2 separate regions of the Homo sapiens genome follow, and region 2 is linked to region 1. Evidence: read pairs that join two places in POLR2A ChIA-PET (ENCODE). Cell type or tissue: endothelial cell of umbilical vein. All regions are shown on one strand. Each heading gives the region's core, and the rest is flanking DNA. Links, peaks and the distances in the headings are about the cores only.

Region 1 (9,352 bases), core at 2,316-4,815:
TTTCAGTTTGCCAAGGCAAAACCTTCCACTGTGACAGCCCTCTTTGTCACTAAACAGTCTGTTTTCTGTGGTTACTGCCCAGATAGGTGGAAAACAGAAAGCTCTTGGAGGAGTTTGCTGACACATTTGGGCTGTGGTGGTGTGTTTTCAACCTACCAGCCTGTTTTCTGCATGGTAGTATAGCTGGTGGGCTTTGTTGCTTTAGGACCATGCCAATCAGAGTAGATGAAGGAACATCATTATCCGTAAGTGACTGCATTTGCATTGAGGAAAAGAGAAACCAGCTCTGCAATTTGAAGGCCTCCTGCCCTTCTTAAAGCAGAAAGGAGGTCATGCCAAAGGGTTTCTTGTTTTCATAAACTGGCTGGTGGTTCCCCAGGGTCCTTTAAGAGCCATTCGTTAAATGGCAGAAAGCTCTGTGCTAAGGCAGAGAAAATCCTGAAAAACAAAAGTGCTGGAAAATAGAGACCCACACTGACCAGTTCGGACTGAGAGATGTAGAGTGGGCATAAGCATTGGTTCCACATGGGCAGTGATGTGAAGATGCTAGCCAGCTCAGGACTCTCATGTCTAGCTTGTCCCGTTTTATGGCTTTGGAGTAGTATTAGCACCTTGTTTTTAAAAGCAAGGGTACATACTTAAACATATTTTAAATGCATTTTATTCCCAGTGCTGGCTCAGCACTGTACATGTAATAGTTGTCTAAAAGAACCATTAAGTGGTATTACTTCCTATTTATGGATGAGACATTTGCCATCAAGTTGCAAATACAGGACCATTGCTCTTTCCGTACCACCCATTTAGCCTCAGAAATCTCCCTATGTCTGTCTTTGGACCAGAAACCAAAATTCTCACCTAATTGGACAGTAGAGAATAATAAGTAAAGTGTTTGTGGCTGTTCTTTCTTCCTGTTCGTTCCCCCAGATAGGCAAATTCTAGAGCCACTCAGTATCATACTTGAGACCCATTGCCCAAGATGAATCCTAATTTATACCAGATGAGCTCAAGCCAAGACTAAATGTGGAGGCCAGTACATGAAAGGAAGCAGACTCCCCTCTTTTTAGGGCCTGTGGGCCAATAGGTGGACCACAGACTGGGCTGGAAACAAGACAGCAAGCTTCCCCTTATTGTGCCACTGCAATCATTGAGCACCATCTTTTTCTCCTAGAGAGGTAAGGGTTTGGGAAGGAAGAGACAGAGGTGAACAGGCTTTGAGATTCTTAGCTTCCAAGGGTTTTTCAGAGCCCCACAAGGTTTGAGTGGGACACAACAAGGACCACCCCATACATATATACCTTGACCTTGGGTGGTTACTTGAGATAAATGAGCCAAAGACTGCAGAGACTTTAAATTGTTCTGAAATGTAAATTTTTTCGGCTACACTGCTGAAATTCACAGAGATTTGCATTTTAGAACTTACCTCCAATCTTGGAATAAAATAATTTTTCATCTTTGTTGAATTTTAGACTTCAGGAGCAAGCAGATGAGGTAGTTTCTTTTTGTCTCTCTCCTCTCTTTTTCTTTTTTGTTTGCCTTGCAGTTCCTAAGTGAATGTGGTACTTAGGAGCAATATAAAAAGGAGGATGAATCAACTATAAAATATACCTTTTAAGTTTTACAACTCTTTTTATTTTGTTTTTGATTAGAATACACACTTAGGTAGTCTTGGACTTTAAGCTCGTTTGCTGGAAGCAGGTGGAAAGTGAAGGAATGTGCCGTGCCCGAGATCCATGTTTCCCACAAGTCCATAAGTCCTTTGTGGTTTGTGTGCCTGCCCTCCTTGTGTTTTTCACTCAGCCAGCTTGTATTTACTGAGCGCTCGCTCGCCCTGTGCCAGGCCTCTGCCAAGCCTACTGGTTCTGCCCTGGAGAAGTTCACAGTTCCAGCCATCTGGGAACATCCAGTGACAGTGCAGCCCAAGCAGGAAGATGGTTAAGGCACAGAGGAGACAGCATTGACCTTCACCTGGGTGGATCCAGGACTGCCTGCTTGTAAAGGAGGAGGAGGCAGGAGTCCATCCAGAAGAAAAGGAGGGAGGAGAGAAGGTTCTTTTGGGCATTAGCAGTGGCAGACCAGGTGTGAGAGAGCAGGAGAGGTTTGGGAATGAGGGATAAGTTAAGTGTAGGCAGAGACCTTAGCAGATGACAGAGGGAATAGTTGGAGTTAAAGCTGGAGAGCTTGCAGAAGCCCAGATTGTGAAGGGCCTTGTGTGCAGTGTTGGGAAGCTCTTTATATAGGGGAACAAAACTTTGAGTTTTGGAACCTAGTGACAATAAGGAGGATGGGTTGAAGGAATGAGAGCCTACAGACAATGTCTTAGCCCACAGCCTCTAGGAAGCAGGGCCTGAGACAAAGACTAAAGTACCAATATTTTGCTGCAGAAGGAGTTGCAAATCCAGGGCAGCAAGGATGAAGGAAAAGGGAAGTGCAGGGTAACAGACGGTGTGTCTGACCATGCTGGCTCCTGCCTCACCAGGGGCCACAGAGACACAGCAGCACATTGGGCTGCCTGGACTCTCCCCAAAGGCCTGCAAGGAGGAGCTCTACCTTGGAATAGTGGAATAGTCTGGAGGAGAGAAAGGAGGTGGGTTTTATTCGCCCTGCTCCTTCCTGTGTCCTGTTTGCCATCAACCTTGGTTCACCTCATAGATTTCTAAGGCCCCTATAATTCTGCGATGCTATTTAGGAAGGAGGACCCCATCACCCCATCCCATGGTAAGCTTATTCCCCATCTGGCAGCAGAGGGCAGCCTGGTTTGTGTGAGCACTGACTGAAAAAGAGAGGAGCAGGGGCAATCTGAAAGGGCTCCTAAGGAGCGTGCCACTGTTGAGACAACGAGCCCAGCCCAGACATTACGATAGCAGTTCATGCAGGAGGGGGCTGGCAGAGCAAATGGAGGCGACCTGTAGTGGAGGGAGGTTTACAAGATCTTCATTCTGTGCAGTTGACAGCCCCAACCCCAACCTTTATAGGAGTTACGTTACAGTAACAGTAAAGTACTCCCATGGCTGGTTCTGGTCAATGCATACTCTGTGGCCTTGTGTTTCTTAAATAAAAAATAGGATTCATTATTGTATGTTTGTAAAACCAGGTAACAGGCCGATTTCCATATTTGTGGGGAAAGAGGAGGAGCTGCCACAGGCTGAGTATCCCTTATCCAAAATTCTTGGGACCAGAAGTGTTTTTGATTTTGGATTTTTTCAGATTTGGAGATATTAGCAAATACTTAACTGGTTGAACATCCATATTCCCGAAAATCTGAAGTTGAAAATTCTCCAGTGCTCAGCATTTTGGATGACGTGAGCTGTGGACCGAGACCCTGCCACTGTCCTGTTAGGCCTTCTCTGTAGGACTTAAATTTTTCTCTGCCCTCCATGGAGTGGGACACACGCTTGCCTCTGCAGCCTGGTTTTGTCACCCTGGAGAGGGATTGACAGCACTTCCCAGGGAGGACTACTGCTGCCTAAGACTCACAGATGTTCACCCTGGAGGAGCCAACTTTGGGCTGAGCTGCAGAATTTTTTAATGACAGGTCATAAGGTGCTGCGTGAATGAGGGGAACTGACGTCCAGGAGAAATATGTGTGTCTGCAGTGGGGAGCAGGGGTGTTACTGGGGAGGATACTGCTATTCACCAAAGAACATTCCTATACCCTAATTCACCAGCTAAAAAGGAAGTTGGAGATCAAAGAGATATCCGCATCCCCATGTTTATTGCAGCACTATTTACAATAGCCAAGATACGGAATTAGCTTGAGTGTCCATCAGCGGATGAATGGATAAAGAAAATATGTACATAATGGAATACGATTCGGCCATTTAAAAAAATGGCAGTCTGTAGTTTGCAGCAATATGGATGGAGCTGGAGATCATTATGTTAAGTGAAATAAGCAAGTCACAGATGTCGAATGTTCTCACTCCTATGTAGGAGCTAAAAAGGTGGCCCTCATGGAGGTAGAAAGTAGAATGACAGATACCAGAGGCTGGGAAAAGGGGTAGGTGGGAATAAAGAGTAGTGAGTTAATGTGCAAACATAAAGGTGGATAGAAGGAATAAGTTCTAGTGTTCAATAGTAGACAAGGGTGACTATAGTTACCAACAGTATATTGTCTATTTCAGATTAGCTAGAAGAAAGGACTTGAAATGTTCCCAAAACAAAGAAATGATAAATGTTTGAGGTGATGGATACCCTAAATACCCTGATTTGATCATCACATGTAGTATCCATGTATTGAAATATCCCATATATCCCATAAACATGTACAATTATTATCAATTTAAAAATGTTGTAAAATAAGTTGGGGAAAGCTTCTGATTCTCTAGTTCTGCATTCTACCACTCCCCCCTGCTGTGGACTTACAGGAGTGTTGCGTAAATTGAATTGTTTTTCTAAAGCTTTCTCTCCAAGCTCTAAATATCTTATGACTGGTTCTGAACATGTACCTGCCTCCAGCTACAACCATAAACAGCTGAAGAGACACTGACAACACTGCTCATTGACTCCAGCATGCGCTCTCCTTCCCTTTGCATCTCCTCCCCTCAAATGAGCTTAGGTGGATTTAAGTTTTAATCAGTTAGATCAGTTGTTCTTAATGAGAATTTAAATTGAACTAGAGAATAAAAGCATTAGGGGGGTTGCTGGTTGCTCAGCTGGAACCTTTGGGCGACAGAGGTGGTTGCATGCTGTGATATGATACTCAGTGCAGGCCCTTTTTGACTGCATCTCCAGAGATCTGTTGGTGATAAAGTTTTTAGAGCAGATAATTTTCTTTGACCTTAGTCTCTTAAGTTGGAGAAGGAAAGCTTTCTAAGAAGTGATCTCGATCCAGTTCTTAGATCAGTGGGACATACAGGTCTATGGTGGTCACCTATGGTCACCTTCACCCTGGGCCTGGATGACCAAAGTAAGGGAAGGGAAGGGGGAGTGTATGCTGGAAAATGTCTCTTACCTCTAACGCCCTCCCCATTTTGAGCCTTCCCATGTGTAGGGGAAAGGCAGACAAAGACACCTTTAATTTTAAAAATCCTGAATATCCTGCATCTTAAACACAAAAGATAAGAGTGTCCATGAAGACAGAAGGGGATCCTTTGAGCCCCTTGATGGCAAGAACTGACCCTTCCATCCTGGAGAAGAGGAGACCAATTTGATATTATGGAGGCAGAATATACAGGACTGTGTGACTAATTCGACATGTGTGTCCATGGAGCTTGAAGGGGACAGAACCACAGGTGCAAAACTGGTGTAGGTACTTGGCTGGGAGTTTGGTATGAGAGGCTTCTGGGGCACCTTTACCTGGAATAGGCAGCGTGGTTCATCTGCACCAGGATTCTACTCAGAACTCTTACAAGTGGTAACAAGAGACCTGAGGTAGAAGTACCTAATTGTTACATCAATGTCAAAGGCTAAAGTTAGGCTTGAAACATTTTTTTTCCTCTAATCAGCTGTTGGGATTTTCACGTTTATGAAATTGGTAAATCCTTTCTGAAGGTAATCTCTAGTTTTGATTTTACCATGCCTAAAAGTTAGTAAGTTCATACACTTTATTAGTCTTTACATATACCTCTTTATATTTGCCTGAACTTGCCCCCTTGTTATACTTCAAGAAACCCCAGCCTTTTCTGGGATTTAATGGTAATACATATGTAATCTAGTACCTTGTTACTTTCCCAGGCATTTAGTCTGGGAACCCTAATCTTGAGTCTGTCTACAGTGGATATTTTTCTCCAGGACAGGAACCAAATGGGCCAGTTACTGGTCTACCCTGTAGCTCACCACAGACATAGCCTAGGGGCCTTTGGCCCATCTTCACTAGTTGGCAACTGGCTTTTTAGGCGAAATGCCTCCTTTTGCATAAAGGAGAGATGCCTGTCCCCACCTGCACCGCCCATCTCCTGCTTTAAGGCCAGCAAGATGTCCCGAGAGGCCTCCTTGTAGATGAGTGAAATCCACACAGGGAAACTCAAGTAAAAATATGGGGTGGGGTCTGGGAAGAGCTGTGTTTATTATAAGGATCCAGAGGGACCTGGGGAATTTAGGATAGGGAACCACTGTGGGTGGGATAAGAACCAGAGTGGCTCCAGGCCCTAGTTTTTTCTCCTCTGTCTCTCTGCTTTCTTTTCCCACTCTCTTCTCTCCCCTTCCTTCTCCTTATTCTTCTTCTACTCCTCTTTTTTTTTCTAGCTCTGTGTCATGCTTGCAGTGGTGATGTTTTGGTTGTAGTCATGCTCTTGGGTCCCTCTTATGACCGACTGTCTGCGTCTTCCCCTCTCCTTTAGCCTTTACTTGGTTCTTTTCCCAACCCACCCGCCAAAACTGGCAACCAGCTTCCTCAGAACTTGTTATCTGGCTCGTAATTGCCCAGACTCCAACGCTCAAATGACCTTTTTGCTCTAAAGCCAGTGGCCATCTGGCAGTAATCTCCCTGTATACAGGATTCTGAGTTCCCAAGAGAGCATCTGGTTGGCTCCCCTTGCCTTCCTGAGTCTGCTACATCATTCCTGGGCTGCTGGCCAGCCTAGGAGTGGGTCCCCTCAGGTCAGACACACCCTGGGCAGGTCAGCAGCCAGCAGTGGGCACAGGGTAACAGAGCCCCCTGCCTACTTAACAGGAGCTGTGGGTGGGGGCAGGAGTTACCAGATACATCTAGCACAAGAACCATATCCTAGAACCCTTCAAACTAACATATGCCAGGTAGGTGTAAGCTTCTGTACTAATTTAAAACTATACATTTCTAAGTTAATGAATTCAGCATCTTGCGGCCATACCAGACATGGCATGGAATTAAACTTTCAGTCCCACTGTTCATTTTATTCATACATTAGGGTGGCAAGGGTGGTCTTGCTCATTGCAAGCAAAGTCATCCTGGTTCATGAAATGAAGAATGTGGACTGTGCAGTTTTCCCAGTCATGAAGACTTTTGATACATCACTTGAAATGTTCCTCCTGAAGTTGAGGGTCCTTTGTAATATCACCAGGGCAGTGAATGGCAGAGACCAGATCATGAATCGCTTCATTTAGAGCCTGCCTCCGGGCTTCCCTGCACTCTGTGGCTGCTAATACCACACCCCTGTGTCCCTTGTGGTCTTAAGTCACAAAACCAGCTATTATTAGATTTGCCTGGAGTGTCTGAAAACAGGCTTAGAATGAGGAAACCTTGTCCCACTTTTATACAACTGGAAAACATTACAGAATTTGACTTTTTGAAAATTTCCCAAAAAAAGGAAAAGAAAAACCCACAAACCCCAGCTTGTACAGTTTAGTCACAGGGAAACACAGAGGTAAAAAAGGTGAACTTGCTTCCACTTCACAGGTGGTTTTGATTTAGAAAACGTGCCTCAAAATTCAGTGCCTACAAATACAAGAAAAGGGGTTTGGTTGTGCTTCTAATAGTATAAGTAAAATTACTCTTGAATGTTTCAGGGCTCATCAAAATTTACATTTATTCTCTTTTTTCTACTTTTATCTACCTGAGTATTCTCATTATCTCTCCAGCTGTGAGAAACTCTCATCTTCCCATGATCCCAAATTAGGTGGGATCCAGTTCTGACAACATGAGTTAATCATCACTAGAAACATTGGCAAGAGCTGGGGAATGTTTGTATTCCTCTGGGACAGCTTAGCATCTCTGGGTAAATGTTGCAGTCCAACTGACTGCCTTCCCCGGGCTGTCCTTCCCCAAACTTCCTCTCCTAGAGGTAGGAAGAGCCAAAATCAACTGTTAGGTCTGTGGTAATTTACAAAGCAAGGATGATATTTCAAAACAGTTGGCTATATAATGTATTTCCTCTTGCAAAATTATACAGTTGGTATTCAGTAATATGTTGCCATATAATGTATTTCTTCTTAAAAAATTATACAATGGCTATATGACTGTTTATGTCCACAAAGTCCAGCCAGATTACTTTTCAAAGAAATTTTAGCAGTTTGATTGCCAAATTCCTGTGATCTCCATATTAAGAACTCTCTGTCTGTGGCCTCTAGTCTTAGAAGTTCTAGTCCATGATACAGGTTGTTATGCAAATGAAAGAAAAAGAGAAATGTCTTGTGCTTGTTTTCTTCTTTAGAATAAGAAGATCTACTTGGACATTATTCACACATACATGGAAGTGCATGCAACTGTTTATGGCTCCAGCACAAAGAATATTCCCAGTTACGTGAAAAACCATGGTATCCTCAGTGGACGGGACCTGCAGTTCCTTCTTCGAGAAACCAAGGTAAAAATTCACCACGGATGTGGTGTTCAGGTTATTGCCATTGGCTGTGAAAATGGGATCAGAATATTTCATGCTTGTTTTTCAATGCTGCAATAAACTCTTGTGGCTATTTTGGGGCAGCAGTTTGCTAGACCAATGGCAGCTGAAAAGTAAGTGAATTGTGGAATGAGATTGCTACAGTTTTTTTCATTGATTTATTCAAAAATCGTATTTACTAAGGACCTACTCAGTGTTAGGTGTCAAGCAAGGGGCTAAGGATAAGGCTGCAAATGGAAAAGGTAAAGCCCTGCCTGGAAGGACAGACTTTCTAATAGAGCAGCAGCTTTCATAGTAAGCCAGGGGTGCTGAACTCTTCCCCCAACCCAATCATCACTGTTCAAGGAGTGGGTTTCCCAACCAGCTTTTCCTCATACCTCCTTGTTCACCAAGTACGCATTGGACAGTGAAGAAGTTCAGATGAGGGCAAAGTCCCTGTGGGCTCAGGAAGCAGAGCAAGCATCAGGAGAGATGCAAGAGATGAAAGATGGATGGAGTGTAGACACACCTGGCATGTGGGCCAGACAGGAGTTAGAGTCAGGTGGTGGAGGTGGAGGTGGCATATTCAGGAAAGAGCTAGAAGCCAACCCAGCTAGTCTAAGTGTTGAAAAATAGTGGAGGTAAAATTGGATGAGGGAATGTGAGGGTCTGATTGGCACAGATGGAGGCAGAGTTCACACCATGTGGTGGAGGTAGCCGGGCAAGCCCTTGAGGATCATTTTGCTCAGCAGTAGCATGATGACGTGTTGCTTTGACACTGTAGGGAAGTCCACCCAGTGGTCTGTGTTTTTTCTGTAATGGTGCCATGGAAGTACCAAATGAAGTTCGGGAACTTGTGAAGAAACCAGAGTTTGGCCTTGAAGGGTTGGCTGGCATTTCAGTGTATTAGATAAACTCCCTCAGGTTTATTAATAAGTTTTTATGAATTTCACAAATATTTATTGAGTAGCTGCAATGTGCTAGGCGTTGTACAAGGGATGCAAGTGTGAAGAAGGCACATGGATCTCTCTTGTGGTATGTCCTAAGCACAAGGAAGCTTATTTTCAGTAGTGGATTTCTCAGCTCTCATCTCTGGCTCGCTTTGTTTTCATGTTCAAGGTAGG
Region 2 (4,576 bases), core at 2,077-4,576, 290 kb before region 1:
ATGGGCCCAGTGTAATCCCAAGGGTCCTTCTAAGAGGGAGACAGGAGATCAGAGTTAGAAGTAGTACGTGGGGTGACAGAAGCAGGAAGAAAAGGCAACATGATGTGAGGTCATGAGCCAAGGAATGAGAACAGCCTGCAGAAGATGGAAAAGGCAAGGAAGCAGAATCTTCTCTGAAGCTTCAAGAATGAATGCAGCCCTGCCAACACCTTGATTTCAGGCTTCTGATATCCAGAAATATAAGAGAATAAGTTTTTTGTTGCCTTAAATGTAAACCAAATAGTATCCACTAGGTTTGTGGTAATTTTGTTACCGTAGCAATAGAAAACTAGTACAGATTGTGGTATCAGGAAGTGGGGTGCTGTTGCAACAAATGCCTGCACATGTGGAAGTGGAACTGGAATTGGGTAGAAAGGCCTAGTTTGCACTGAACAGACTGTTGGTAGAAAAATGGATGTTAAAGACTCTGCCGGTGAGGACTCCGGAGGAAATGAGGAACATTATTGGAAACTAGAGGAAAGGGGATCCTGTAACACAGTGTGTCCGGAATTGGTGGGTTCTTGGTCTCACTGACTTCAAGAATGAAGCCGTGGACCCTCGCGGTGAGCGTTACAGTTCTTAAAGGCAGCATGTCCGGAGTTTGTTCCTTCTGATGTTCGGATGCGTTCAGAGTTTCTTCCTTCTGGTGGGTTGGTGGTCTCGCTGGCTCACGAGTGAAGCTGCAAACCTTCGCAGTGAGTGTTACAGCTCTTCAGGCAGCACGTCTGGAGTTGTTCGTTCCTCCCGGTGGGTTCGTGGTCTCGCTGGCTTCGGGAGTGAAGCTGCAGACCTTCGTGGTGAATGTTACAGCTCATAAAGGTAGCGTGGACCCAAAGTCTGAGCAGCAGCAAGATTTATTGAAAAGTGCAAAAAAACAAAGCTCTCACAGTGTGGAAGAAGACCTGAGCGGGTTGCCACTGCTGGCTCAGGCACCCTGCTTTTATTGTCCTATCTGGCCCCACCCACATCCTGCTGATTGGTCCATTTTACAGAGAGCCGAGTGGTCTGTTTTGACAGGGCGCTGATTGGTGCATTTACAATCCCTGAGCTAGACCCAAAAGTTCTCCACGTCCCCACTAGATTAGCTAGATACAGAGTGTGGACACAAAGGTTCTCCAAGTCCCCACCAGAGTAGCTAGATACAGAGTGTCGATTGGTGCATTCACAAACCCTGAGCTAGACACAGGGTGCTGAATGGTGTGTTTACAAACCTTGAGCTAGATACAGAGTGCTGATTGGTGTATTTACAATCCCTTAGTTAGACATAAAGGTTCTCCAAGTCCCCACCAGAGTCAGAAACCCAGCTGGCTTCACCCAGTGGATCCTGCAGCGGGGCGGCAGGTGGAGCTGCCTGCCAGTCCTGCGCTGTGCACCCGCACTCCTTAGCCCTTGGGTGGTGGATGGGACTGGGTGCCGTGGAGCAGGGGGCTGCGCTCGTCGGGGAGGCTGGGGCCACACAGGAGTCCACAGAGGAGGGGGAGGCTCAGGCATGGTGGACTGCAGGTCCCGAGCCCTGCCCCCCAGGGAGGCAGCTAAGGCCGGGCGAGAAATCGAGTGCAGCGCTGGTGGGCCGGCACTGCTGGGGTACCCAGCACACCCTCTGCAGCCTCTGGCCCAGGTGCTAAGCCCCTCATTGCCCAGGGCCAGCAGGGCCGGCCTGCCGGCAGCTCGGGAGTGCGGGCCGCCAAGCCCACGCCCACCCAGAACTCTAGCTGGCCCGCAAGCTCCACGGGCAGCCCTGGTTCCCGCTAGCGCCTCTCCCTCCACACCTCCCCGCAAGCTGAGGGAGCCGGCTTAGGCCTCGGCCAGCCCACGAAGGGGCTCCCACAGTGCAGCGGCGGGCTGAAGTGCTCCTCAAGTGCTGCCAAAGTGGGAGCCCAGGCAGAGGAGGCGCCGAGAGCGAGCGAGGGCTGTGAGGGCTGCCAGCACGCTGTCACCTCTCAGTAGTGGCAGGAAGGGTTAGCAGAACCATGTTATATATTTATGTGGAATGAGGAACTTGTCAACCACGTACTTGGGTATTTAGCTGAGGATAGCGCCAAGCAAAGTATTGAAGGTACAACCTGGCTTATTCTTTTATAACTTACAGCAAATGTCAGAAGAAGGAGATAAATTGAGGAAAGGACTGCTGAGCTAAAGGAACCAGGATTTAATGATTTTGTAAATTCTCAGCCTGTCCAGATTACAAAAAAGGATAAAATTAGGAGATTTACTGTCAGGAAAGTGTGTTCTAGAGAGAAAGCCACAAGTATGGCTTTTTTTTTTTTTTTTTTTCTTGAGACAGTATCTTACTCTGTGGCCCAGGCTGGATTGCCATGGTGCAATCATGGCTCACTGCATTCTCAAACACCTGGGCTCAAGCGATACTCCTGCCTCAGCCACCCAAGTAGCTGGGACTACAGGCACATGCCACCATGCCCAGTTACTTTAAAAATTTTTTTTGTAGAGATGATGTCTCACTATGTTGCCCAGGCTGATCTTGAGCTCCTGATCTCAAGTGATCTTCCTGCCTCAGCTTCTCAAAGTGCTAGAATTATAGGCGTAAGCCACCACACCTGGCCTGGACAACATTTTGCTAGTGTCTGAGAAGAAACAAAATGTCACAGTATTCTGTCACACAGAGAGCTCTTTGAAGAGATTAAGTACATGACTCATGGATTCTTTCAGCCATCTCATGGGACTATCTAGGAAAGATCTGTGGAAGAGCCTCTTATCTAATGGAGTGAATCCCTGTGACATACATAGGAGACCCACAAGATTCTTGATGATGTTATACTAGCAGCAACACTGCCAGCTTAGCCAGAAAGGGACAAAAAGAAGACAAAAATTTTAAAAGGTTGTTGGACTCCCAAAATTATACAGACAGGAAACAGGCTGATAAAACTACTTAGATGGGCCAGGCACGATGGCTCATGCCCGTAATCCCAGCATTGTGGGAGGCCGTGGTGGGTGGATTGCTTGAGGTCAGGAGTTCAAGACCAGCCTGGATAACATGGTAAAACCCTGCCTCTACTAAAAATACAAAAATTAGCTGGGCATGGTGGTGCATGCCTGTAGTCCCAGCTACTCAGGAGGCTGAGGCAGGAGAATCGCTTGAACCCAGGAGGTGGAGGTTCAGTGCACTGAGATCATGCCACTGCACTCCAGCCTGCATGACAAAGCGAGACTCCATCTCAAAAACAAAAACAAACAAACAAGAAAAAAACGTACTTGGATGAAAACATGTGCACTCTTCATGAAAAAGGAAGTATGATTCAGAGGCTAGAGCTTCAGGCTCAAAGTGTTGAGCCAGGCCGGGCGCGGTGGCTCACGCCTGTAATCCCAGCACTTTGGGAGGCCGAGGCGGGCGGATCACGAGGTCAGGAGATCGAGACCATCCCGGCTAAAACGGTGAAACCCCGTCTCTACTAAAAATACAAAAAATTAGCCGGGCGTAGTGGCGGGCGCCTGTAGTCCCAGCTACTTGGGAGGCTGAGGCAGGAGAATGGCGTGAACCCGGGAGGCGGAGCTTGCAGTGAGCCGAGATCCCGCCACTGCACTCCAGCCTGGGTGACAGAGCGAGACTCCGTCTCAAAAAAAAAAAAAAAAAAAAAAAAAAAGTGTTGAGCCAAGAGCCACAGAGGATTAATCTCAGTTTTTGAAATGGAGTTTTCACAGTTGGATTTCAAAATTGCTTGGGACTGGAGACTCCTTTCTTCCTTCCATTTTCGCCTTCTTGAATACGAATGTCTGTAAGTGTTATCCTGTGCCTGTCTCACTAGTGTATTTTAGGAGTAGATAACTTATTTTCTAGTTTTATGGGTCCACTGACAGAGAGGAATTTTTCCCCAAGATGGATCGTACTCAGAGTCTTACCCATTTTTTATTTAGATAATTTAGATGAATAAATTTGGGGTTTTTGAAATAGTAATATTCAAAGAGAATTTGAACTTTGAATTGATGTTATGATAGGTTGAGACTTTTGGGGATATTGAGAAGGGGCGAATGTAGCTTGACATGGAATGGATGTGAATCTTTGGGATTCAGAGGGCAGATGGTGGTAAGCTAAATAATGATCCCCCAAAGATGTTCCCAACATAATCCCTGGATCTTGTGAACATTACTTTATATGGCAAAAAAGGACTTTGCACATGGTTGCCAAGGGTCTTAAAATGGGGAGATTATCCTGGATTATCTAGGCAGACCCTAAATATATCACAAGAATCCTTATAAGAGGGCAAGAAGGGCCAGGTGCAGTGGCTCATGCCTGTAATCCCAGCACTTTGGGAGGCTGAGGCAGGTGGATCACGAAGTCAGGAGTTTGAGACCAGCCTGGCCAACATAGTGAAACCCCATCTCTACTAAAATTACAAAAAGTTAGCCAAGTGTGGCAGCACGCACCTGTAATCCCAGCTACTCAGGAGGCTGAGACAGGAAAATTGCTTGTACCCAGGAGGCAGAGAGATTGCAGTGAGCCGAGACTGCTCCATTGCATTCCAGCCTGGGCTGGACTCTGTGAGACTCTGACAAAAAAAAAAAAAAAAAAAATGCAGGAAGA

The links. Peaks named below come from ENCODE experiments on the same cell type or tissue, not always from the same donor. Only the 100,000 strongest peaks of a DNase experiment are listed, where the experiment ranks them.
Region 2: POLR2A ChIA-PET joins it to region 1 with 13 read pairs; 5 of 35 experiments call an interaction of 5 or more read pairs at or near these places.

Annotation. Positions count from the first base shown.
Region 1 is chr2:134,394,925-134,404,276 of GRCh38, forward strand. MGAT5 (alpha-1,6-mannosylglycoprotein 6-beta-N-acetylglucosaminyltransferase) reads left to right here. Exons shown (of 16, transcript NM_002410.5): 11 at 8,064-8,213. Among named protein-coding and RNA genes, the nearest start is that of MGAT5, 150 kb to the left of the region's middle. In endothelial cell of umbilical vein, for the core only: no CTCF peak of the experiment used is centred there; a DNase peak (open chromatin) is centred at 3,627; H3K27ac peaks cover 2,431 bases.
Region 2 is chr2:134,107,932-134,112,507 of GRCh38, forward strand. No RefSeq gene overlaps it. Among named protein-coding and RNA genes, the nearest start is that of MIR3679, 17 kb to the right of the region's middle. RefSeq lists enhancers at 1,039-1,700, 1,701-2,360. In endothelial cell of umbilical vein, for the core only: no CTCF peak of the experiment used is centred there; no DNase peak of the experiment used is centred there.